2 separate regions of the Homo sapiens genome follow, and region 2 is linked to region 1. Evidence: chromatin contacts called from ENCODE Hi-C or POLR2A ChIA-PET data. All regions are on one chromosome and are shown on one strand. Each heading gives the region's core, a stretch centred on a gene start or an enhancer-like site at or near the end of the contact. The rest is flanking DNA. Distances are from core to core; before and after follow the strand shown. Region 1 holds the start of TNFRSF1A (TNF receptor superfamily member 1A). Region 2 holds the start of ATN1 (atrophin 1).

Evidence for each region. Hi-C counts contacts between places; a loop is a spot of excess contacts on that map. ChIA-PET counts read pairs that join two places held with the same protein, here RNA polymerase II (POLR2A). Pooled maps may share reads with other maps.
Region 2: a map of ascending aorta shows a loop between it and region 1 (2.1-fold over the local background). The contact joins the promoter of ATN1 here to the promoter of TNFRSF1A in region 1. A Hi-C loop is called at or near these places in 1 of 168 maps with a recorded cell type or tissue (ascending aorta) and 2 of 50 pooled maps. POLR2A ChIA-PET finds 5 or more read pairs at or near these places in 1 of 52 experiments (activated T-cell).

Annotation. Positions count from the first base shown.
Region 1 is chr12:6,339,176-6,344,065 of GRCh38, forward strand. It overlaps TNFRSF1A (TNF receptor superfamily member 1A), which reads right to left and starts at 2,901. Exons shown (of 10, transcript NM_001065.4): 1 at 2,601-2,901. The coding sequence starts at 2,639. RefSeq lists an enhancer at 2,704-2,803.
Region 2 is chr12:6,926,523-6,931,445 of GRCh38, forward strand. ATN1 (atrophin 1) reads left to right here and starts at 1,437. Exons shown (of 10, transcript NM_001940.4): 1 at 1,437-1,862. It overlaps LOC124902868 (a long non-coding RNA gene), which reads right to left and starts at 1,174. Exons shown (of 2, transcript XR_007063194.1): 1 at 1,005-1,174. RefSeq lists an enhancer at 1-21 and silencers at 1,046-1,095, 1,276-1,435.

The DNA of each region.
Region 1 (4,890 bases), core at 1,651-4,150:
CTCTCCATTCCTCTCCTCTTCCTCACATCAGTATCCAACTCTGCTTCCCTCCTTTATAGCTACCCTGACAGGCAGTGACTTCAGATGTCAGCTCCACATCCACTTTTCTATGAGGCTTTCCCTCCGCCATCCCATCTGACACATCTCTTGTTCCTTAATTCCTTCAGCAAATAGTTAAGGGGCACAGTTAATGTGACAGGTCCCGTATGGGTGCTAGGGATGCTGAGGTGGATAATACACAGCTCGTGCTCTCAAGAGCTCTCACTTGAGTCAAAGACAGTCAGTTGTAGGCACTGAGATCTATACAGGGAGTGCTGCAGTTGCACAGTGAAGGACACTGAAGCAGCGTGGGGAAGCTCCTGAATTTTCTGGAGCTGAGCGCAGGAGCTGAGACCTGCTAAGCAAGGAAAGGCAGTGGACTAAGGCTCACCTCCTTCCCCAGTTCCTCCTCCTCCCAACTGGTGCTCCAGGACACCACATCACAATGCATTTGTGGATATTTTCCTCGGGATTGCTCTGAAATCATTTTTCACTGTAAGCCATCTTGGTTACTAGGCTGTAAGCTCTTTGAGAGCAGCAAAATCCTGTTTGCTTTGCCACAGTCTCTCCTGTATCATTCTTCCCTACTCCCCTACCCCACTTCTCTCTCTCTCTCTCTCTCTCTCTCACACACACACACACACACACACACACACACACACTGTGAGCTCTGCATTGCCCACTGAATGGTGAGAAATTCAGAAGGATGTTGCATTCCCTTTGTTTTCCCTTTCCTCCAGCTCCAGGCCAGGCTTCTGTCCCTTAGGAGACATAATCCCACCTGGGCTGAAGCACCCCAGGACGCAGGCACTTCCCTTTACCTGTTCAGGCTACCTTTACCCTCTGTTTTCCCAACACAGGTAGCCACCCAGTAATTACTACTAGTCACAGCAATATAAAAACTTTATTGAGTGCTTTCTATTTGCTACAACCTATTCCCCTGATGGACTGTCAAAGCTGTGGGCAGGGATTTTGTTCTCTGCTGTAATCCCAGCACCTATCACAGTGTCTAGCCCAGAGCGCACACTTAATAAATCAAATGAACACTTAACATGTATCAGTCTATTCAATCTTCAAAACAACAGTATGAGGTCAAGACTGTGACACCCATTTTGGAGATAAAGAAACGAAGGCATGGAAGGTTAGGTTATATAAGCTGCTCTTGTTCATGCAGGAGGTATGTGAGGGAGCCAGGGGCCGCCCCCAAACAGAAAACAGAAGCAGGATGTCAGGGCAGCTGGCTGGTGGGGAGACCGTGGGGGAAGGACAGTGGGAAGAAGGGAAGAGCGGGTGGGACTAAGGAGGCAGGAGGAGGCAGAAGAAGAAGAGTGAGACCCTGACCAGAGACGTGCTGCCTGGGGACCTGGGGCCGGGACCAGAGCGGAGCAGAGAGGAGGGGAAGGAGGATTAGCGAGAAAAGATTTCAAAAAAAGAGGCTCTGAGAAGTCTGAGGAGAGTCTGGGGAGATTGCTGGAAGAAAGGAATGGTAGGAGAGGAAGAGTATAAGGCACTAAAGAGAGGGGAGGTAGGCGCAGCCTTCAGAGGCCGGGCAGGGCAGGGAAAATCTGCCTGACTAGATGGGCCCAGGACATCTGAACAGGATGATTCCCGGACCAAGACGTGGAGGACGATCAAGGATACATTGAAACAAGGCTGAGGCCAGAGAAAGGGACATTTTCCAGTGACGAAAACAACTTTCTACCAACTTCCCCAAACTGAACTGTAGAATAAGAAACCAAGGGATTGTTGTTTAGGTCTGTGAGAAGCAGCGGGGAGGGGAAGCTGGAGGACAGGCCCAGGGACACTGACCAGGTGGGGGTAGGACTAGCTCCCTGGGAAGGCTCAGTCCCACAGCGGCTACCTGCCTAGCAGCAGGCAAAAGGGTAAAGAATGTCCCCAGGTGAGAGGCCGGGGCTTGGCCAGGGCACTGGGGACACTGTCCACTGGGTTGCCCTGCCCCATCCAGTGTCCCAGCCCATTCTCAAATACCTCCCACCATGAGCATCCCAAACCCACCACACCAGCCCATCCCCACTCCTCAACTCACTCCCCCACTTCACCAGCCGCCAAAATCCTGCCCTACAGGGTGTGCTCCACCAAGTTCCACAGGCAGCCTCGCCTCCCCACGGCCCAACACCCTCCAGGCCAGCCAGCTGACCGGAGGGACAGAATTCAGAACCGTCTGGACTCCCCGAGCACTAATCTTCCTACTCCCACTCCCTTCTTTTCCCCGCCAAATCTGCCCCACCCTGGGCCTATCTCCTGCCCACATTCCCTTGGCCGCCCACAAACTTCCACCGCTGTCAGGGGCCAGGGCTTCCTTTTACTCTCTCCCTTTCAAACTTCTCCCATTCCCCTGCCTCAGCGCAGCCCCTACTCCAAAAGGCGGATGAATGGGGAACCCCACACTGGCAGTGGCTGAGGTTAGGACCTGCAGGCCTGAGGCTGGCGCCAGGACCAGGCCCGGGCAGGAGAGGCTCGGCCCCCTCCCGGAGAGGGCCCACGCCAGCCGGAAGGTGCCTCGCCCACCAGCCCACTCTTCCCTTTGTCCCTGGTCTCACCAGTGGCAGCAGCAGGTCAGGCACGGTGGAGAGGCCCATGCCAGACAGCTATGGCCTCTCACTCCCCCATTTGGGCTCAGGGCAGTGTGGCAGCGGCAGTGCTGGGGCTTCCCGGGACTCGGTCTGTCCAGGACGTCCCAAGTGCCTTGGGGTGACAGTTGAGGGTTGAGACTCGGGCATAGAGATCACGGCCTGGTCCCAGTGATCTTGAACCCCAAAGGCCAGAACTGGAGCCTCAGTCCAGAGAATTCTGAGAAAATTAAAGCAGAGAGGAGGGGAGAGAAGGTGGGAGGGGAAGAGTGAGGCAGTGTTGCAACAGCGGGACAGGAAGAGCTGGAGGAGGAGGCCACAGGAGGCGGGAGGAGGAGGCCCAACGTTCTTTAACTCTTTGTAGTCCAGTCACAAGCACAGGAGTCCCAGATCTGGCTGCCTTGTGCCCCCAACCCACCAATCCGACCACTCCCAACCAAACACCAAGGGGCAATAAGCCCCTTGCCCACATCACTAGCCTTTCCCAGATGGATCACAGCAGTGAAAAGATCCAGAGTCTGGGAGTCAAATTCTCTGGGTTCCAATTCAGAATGCTTAGCTTTTTAGCTAAGAATGTGTCTTGGACACATAAATGAACTTCTCAGACACATAACTGAAACTGTCTGGATCTGTTTTCCAATTTGCAGAGTGGAGATAACCTGTCTCCTGGGGTTCCTGTAAGGATTTGTTCAGATGGGAGAGATATAGATAAGCGTCCGACACATGATAGGTACTCCATGTCCCTTAGTAATCCTCCCCTTTACTCCAGAGTTCTTCACTAGCCTCCTAGTCTCCCTCTTTCTTGGGAATTTACTGATCCAATCCAAAACTCAAAGTAAGTCCCAACCCTCGTTTTCTGCCCTGACTGGGTGCCTGCCATTCCTCACCCCAGGTCTCATCCAGTCTCTGCCTGGCCAGGTCCCCCCACCCTGCCCCACTGTTGATCCTGGCTCTGCCACCAATCATGCGACATCAGGCAACTCCTCTCCTAAGCCTCTGTTGGTTCCTTGTTTATTAAACAGGGGTAACAATGTCTGCCCACCTACATGGGGAAAGTGATGCCATGAGAATCAATGAGACGTATCCACGAAGCTGCCGTGGAAATAAAGATACCTCCATCAGGTGTTCCTAGCATATTCCCAGTGCCCTTTTCCTAAATATTCCAATACATCAATTATAACTCACCTTACAGATCATCGACTACAACCCCCTAGGTTTTTTTATTTCTTCGTTTGCTTGTTTTTCATTTTTGTTTTTGTTTTGAGGGTCCGCTCCGTTTCCCAGGCTGGAGTGCAGTGGTACCATCGCAGCTCACTGCAGCCTCGACCTCCCAGGTTCAAGTAATCCTCCCACCTCAGCCTCCCAAGCAGCTGGGACTATAGGTGCATACCACCACGCCTGGGTAATTTTTGTATTTTTTGTAGAGACAGGGTCTCACCATGTTACACAGGCAGGTCTTGAACTCCTGGGCCCAAATGATCTGCCCACCTCAGCCTCCTAAAGTGCTAGGATTACAGGTGTGAGCCACCGTGCCCACCCAACTGCCCGGTTTTATAGAGGAGAAAACTGAGGTCCAGAAACCCAATGTGCCAGGAGGCAGAGCCAACAGAGAACCCCAGACTCCCGACTGCCGGTCCAAGGGCCCCTTTGGCTATGAGAGACACACTGCCACTTTTTCTGTCACTGAGTCAGACCCCACATCCTGACTCTGGTTACTTTATGCCATCCTCATTGATGCAGACATCTCCCAAGAGAATCCTACAACAAAGGTACCACATTTACCCAACTATCTTCTTGGTACAATGACCTTCCCTACATCCAGCCCCGCCCAAGGGCCTGCAGCTGCTGAGGCTGCTAGAAATGCAGGCAGACAGAGAAGAGGGAGGTCCTAGGGCTTTGGAACTTGAAACCAGAGCTCCTCACCCCTTATCCCTCTGAGATGACCTCCCAGCCCCAAGTCCACCGTCCCCTGGCTCTTCCTGGCTTCCCCTCTGTGATCCGCAGATGAGAATGGAGCTTCAGTGTCCCTCACTGCGGGGGGAGCTGACTTTACTCCACCCCATCGTCCAGCTTCTGGAGAACTGTAGGGTTGAAGCTGGATTCAGAAAGGAAGCAGCTCACCACCATCACAAAGGGAGACCCCAGGGACAGGAGAAGCGAACCCAAAGCAGTGTTCTTGAAGAAGCAGGAGCCTCAGAATCAAGTGCAAGTTTCCAGTATGAAGCAGCGAGAAGAACCTCGGTCTGCTCATCTAAAAAAT
Region 2 (4,923 bases), core at 187-2,686, 590 kb after region 1:
GGAGTGCAGTGGCGCGATCTCTGCTTGCTGAAACCTTTGCCTCCCAGGTTCAAGGATTCTCCTGCCTCAGCCTCTGAGTAGCTGGGATTACAGGCATGCGCCACCACACCCGGCTAATTTTTGTATTTTTAGTAGAGACGGGGTTTCGCCATGTTGGCCAGGCTGGTCTTGAACTCCTGACAAGTGACCCACCCGACTCAGCCTCCGAAAGTGCTGAGATTACAGGCGTGAGCCCCCGCACCGGCCCCATCTCCATTTTCTTTTCCCATCCATGATCTTTCCTCTTCCATACTGCCGCCAGCCATAGGCCTTGTTCAGCTTACATTTCCTTCCAATCTTCTTATCCCCCTCTTCCCCATTCTGCCCGCCCAAGTAAACCCTCCTCGGCTCTACTGGGAGCCCCCACCCCCAGGATCCAGCCAGCCCGGTGTCTCCCACCCTTCTTTCCCATCCAGAGCCCTCCTTTCTCACCCAGAACCTATTTTCCCTAGAATTGGCACCTGGGCCCACCTCGTTCATCCCTTCTTAAGGTTCCTCACGCGTTCCCTCCTCTCTCTCCTCACTGACGTTTCCTCTGGACTTCTCTCTCTCCAGCATTCCTTCATCCCCCCACCCCCAATTCTTATATTTATGACTCTTTTGTCAACACTAATCACCCCCAAAAGCTTTACTTTTTCCAGAAGCCCCATCTTTCTATATATGTCATCTTTTCAATTTTTCTCTCTCCTTATGACCCCAAACTTCCATCCCATTCTCTCTGATAATAGCCCCCAAACCCGTCTGGCTCCATCTCTGCCACAGATCCCTCACCCCAAGCTTCTCTCACTTCTCACCAGGCACCCACAAAGCCCCCAGGCAGCTCCATCTTTCCAATCCAATCCCATTATCCCAATCTCTACCCCAGGATCCCCCAAACTCCTCCCACTTCACCTCTGCCACAGACCCGCTCGCCCCCAAACTTCAGCCTCCCCTCATCTGCCCTCACCACCCACAGCCCCTCCTACCTAGCCCTCTCCCGCGCCGGGCCCGCGGGCTCCCCACATTCCGCCACGGCTAGCCCTCCCCGCGCCCCGGCCCCCTCGGCCTCGGCCTCGGCCAACTCGCGCTGCGCCTCCCCCTCTCCGGCTCCCCCTCTCTCCCCCCTCGCGGCTTGCCTCGCGCTCCCTCCCTCGCGTCTCCCTCCTGGCCCCTCTCTCCTCCGTTCCTCCGCGCTCCCTCCTTCTCCCTCTTCCTCCCTTCTCCCATCCCCCTCTCCCAGGCTCCCTCCCTTCGCCGTCCGCTTTCCTGTGCGAGTCGCCGGACGCACCGCCCAGCCCGTCCGCAGCCCCGCGCCGGGTCGGGGCCTCGGGCCGGGCCATTTCGGAGGGACCGCGGCTTCGGGGAGGGGCTAGGAGGGGGGAGAGGGAGCCGACTGCCGGGGAAGGGGCGGGGGCCGCGGGCGAGGCGGCCGAGGGGCCCGGGATCGCGCGGGTGCGGGCTGCGCTAGGCGGGCGCGGGCGGCGGCGGGTCGGAACCGCGCCGAGGGCCGGGCGGGCCGCGGGGCCGGGCGGCGCGGCGGGGGCGGGCGGCGCGGCCCGGGGCATTCCGGGCGGCCAGGGGGAGGCGGCGAGCCCGGGGAGGTGGGGAGCAGAGCGGGGATCGGGGTTTGCTCCGGGGGCCGGCGGGCGATTGGGGCCAGGCGGGGAAAAGGGGGGATGGGGGCCGCCCTCCGGGGGGGTCGGGGCCGCCGCCGCCGTCGTCGCGGCGGCGACTGAGGCCGAGAAGAGGAGAGGGGGGCGGGGGAGCTGCCGCCGCCGCCCCCCAGAGGCGCCGGAGCCCGGAATCCCGCTCGGAGCCAGCCAGCCGTCCCGAGCTACCAGCAGGTAAGGTCTGCGGCCGCCTGGGCCCCGGGCCCGCGGGGTTCTGTCCCGCCCGGGCTCCGGCCTGCGGCTCCCCACCCCCACCCCTCCCAGTTCCCCCTCCTGCCGCCGCCGCCTCCATTTGTTATTTTCCCAATCCCGTCCCCCCACTGCGGGCTCTGCCTGGCCTGAGGGCCGGGGGCTCAGGGGGTGGGGCCCGCCGAGGAGAGTCGGGGGCCAGGGTTTCGGGAGGATCGGGAAGGTGGGGAAGGAGGGAGGGTCTCCGGAGGAGGCCTGTGGGGCCAGAGGGTATCCGGGACCCGCAGACTCAAAAGAGGAGGAACATCGAGGCCGGGGTTGGCGGAGGAAAACGGGGGATGCTGTGAGTGGGGTTCCGGGCGAAGGCAGAATGGATAGGAGAGATGGCAGCGAGGTGGGGCATGAAGCCTCCAGGAAAAAGCTCCAAAGGACCAGAACACGGGTTCCGGAGCCTGGGGTTGGGGGCTTTAGGAATAGACGGGAAGTGGGAAACGGGAAAGGGGTGTGGTAGGTGGAAAGAGGGATTGTGGCTGATGAACCTGGGGGAGACGGAGGCTTGGGCAAAGAGAGGTCCATTTTTGAGAAGAGCCGGAGGTTTTCCAGCGTGGAAGAGGGAAGGCCATGTCTTTGTGACGGTTTTCATTCCCCTACTGCAGGTCACCTCTGACCCTGTTTTCCCTATCCCAGACATAGTTATTTCTTGGAGAGGGCACTGGGGCCCAGTAGTGTGGGTTATCCCAAAACTAGTGAGGAGGAAAACAGGAACACAGAAGGGGGAGTTGGGAAGAAAGGGGTTCTGGGAGGATGGAAATGGAGAATTGAGCAACCTTACAGGCACTCCAGGCAAGTTGCGACCTCCACCCTCCACCCTCCAATTTCCGGAGCGTCCGCTGCCCCTGGAGCTGTGATCTATATAGGGAGGCCTTAGTTACTGCTTTGAGCTCAAAGATCTCCCTTTGTGCATGGGCTTATTTTGACTAGGGTAGGTACCTTCAAGCTCCCTTACCTGAGGTGCTATAGGAGGGTAGGAGTTGCTTTGGCAACTGGGGTAGGGGGTAGCTGCCAGATGGACACCTGGGATGGTCTCTTGAGGGGCACCTTTTGCCACTGTGTTGCTATGGTAGTGATCCAGTGGGATGTCAGATTGGTTGGGGGGGCTTCGAATGTTTATTGGACCTCAGCCTGTGGCTGTCCTTGGGACTCTGGGCTGGGTTTTGGAGGTTGTTTCTGGATCTGTTGGTGGTTGGGAGTTTCCCCACGGTGTGCACCCTTTCATGTTGAAGTCTGTTGGAACAGGTAGATACGTTCCTTGCAGATCATAGGTGTTTCTCCAAGTCTCTCCACCTGGGCATGATGGGAGGATGAAAACGCTTCTGTTCAGGTTACACCATCTTTTGGCAGTTGGTTCTGACCTCTACCTCCCTTATTATGTTATTTTTTGTAGAGTTGTCTTTTTGCTTCTTTGCACTTTCTTTCATTTTCTAAAACTTGAATTCCTCTTTGAGCCTCCCTTCTTGAGTAACCCTTTTCCTCTTTCCCTCAACTAACCTTTGGCCTTCTTCCCTGACCTTGTAGAAATGGCTGGGCTCCCAGGCCCATCCCAGGTGAGGGTGGCCCAGGACAGAGGGCTGTGAAACAGCTTCATGCAGGGGAAATACTATAGAACAGGAGCCAGGAGACCTGTGTCTAGACCTGGCTGTGCCTCTGTGACCTTGGGCAAGTCACTTCTCTTTGAGCCTGGGCTTCATTGTTAAGATGAAGGGGCTATAGATGAGATGATCTCTGAGGCCTCTCTGAAGGTCCCGGATTCTCAGAAGGCTTAGGCCAGTGCATCGTTATCTGCTGGTCTGGGCTGCATTGTTATCTAGGAGTCACTTTGGACTGGTTTGTTAGTCTGGCAGGTCCAGAATGATGTTGGGGGCTGGGCCAATGATCCTGAAATTTAGCCTGCGAGCCCCTCCCAGAGAGCTTGTGACTCCACTGTATTCCTTCTGACATCCCATATTTCTCTCTTAATTTCTTTTCCTGTTCTTACTTAGGGGCTCTTTTTCTAGTTCTCACTTTCCTCCCAACCCAGTCTGGTCTTAATCATTTTCTTTTTAAAGTAAGGTAATGGCAGTGCGCAGTGGCTCACGCCTGTAATCCCAGCACTTTGGGAGGCTGAGGCGGGCGGATCACGAGGTCAGGCGATTGAGACCATCCTGGCTAACACGGTGAAACCCCGTCTCTAGTAAAAATACAAAAAAATTAGCCGGGCGTGGTGGCGGGCGCCTGTAGTCCCAGCTACTCAGGAGGCTGAGGCAGGAGAATGGCGTGAACCCGGGAGGTGGAGCTTGCAGTGAGCCGAGCCGAGATCGCGGCACGGCACTCCAGCCTGGGTGACAGAGTGAGACTCCGTCTCAATAAATAAATAAATAAATAAATAAATAAAATAAAGCAAGGTAATGAAGGTGAATGTGCTTAGTATGTGGCCAGATACAGAGTAGGTGCTCTGTAATATTAGTTACAGTGATTGCCTGCTAGGAGTGTAGGCTGGTGCTAAAACATGACCCAGGTCTAGAAAGACACACAATCCACCCCTAACTCCTTTCCTCGTCTGCCACTCCTTATCCCCAGGATTACTTGTTCTTTTATGACTGCTTTTCTCCTTCAAAGCTTCTCATTGCTAGTTTTTATCAGATTTCAGGTGATTAAAAAAGAAGGGCATACTATGATTGCTGTGTTCCTCAGGTACATTCCTGTGTTTCTCTGACCTTTTGGATCCCCTAACCTAACTGACTTGGTGAACAGGTTCTGTGATGGGGAAGGGAGATGGACACCCTTCTCTAGGAGGGCTGGCAAAAATACACCAATCACAAATAGTCATCTTTGTTGTGCTTTTTGTTTAAGATTGTTTTCCTCTTTTGCTATGGTGGGTGTTGTTCTTCGGATTTTTTTTTTTTTTTGGTTGATAGTATTTTAAAACCAGTCTACATAACAACTAAAAAATGTGGGAAAATAGCTGTAGTTGAAAAAAAAAAAAAAAAAAAAAAGGCCGGGCATGGTG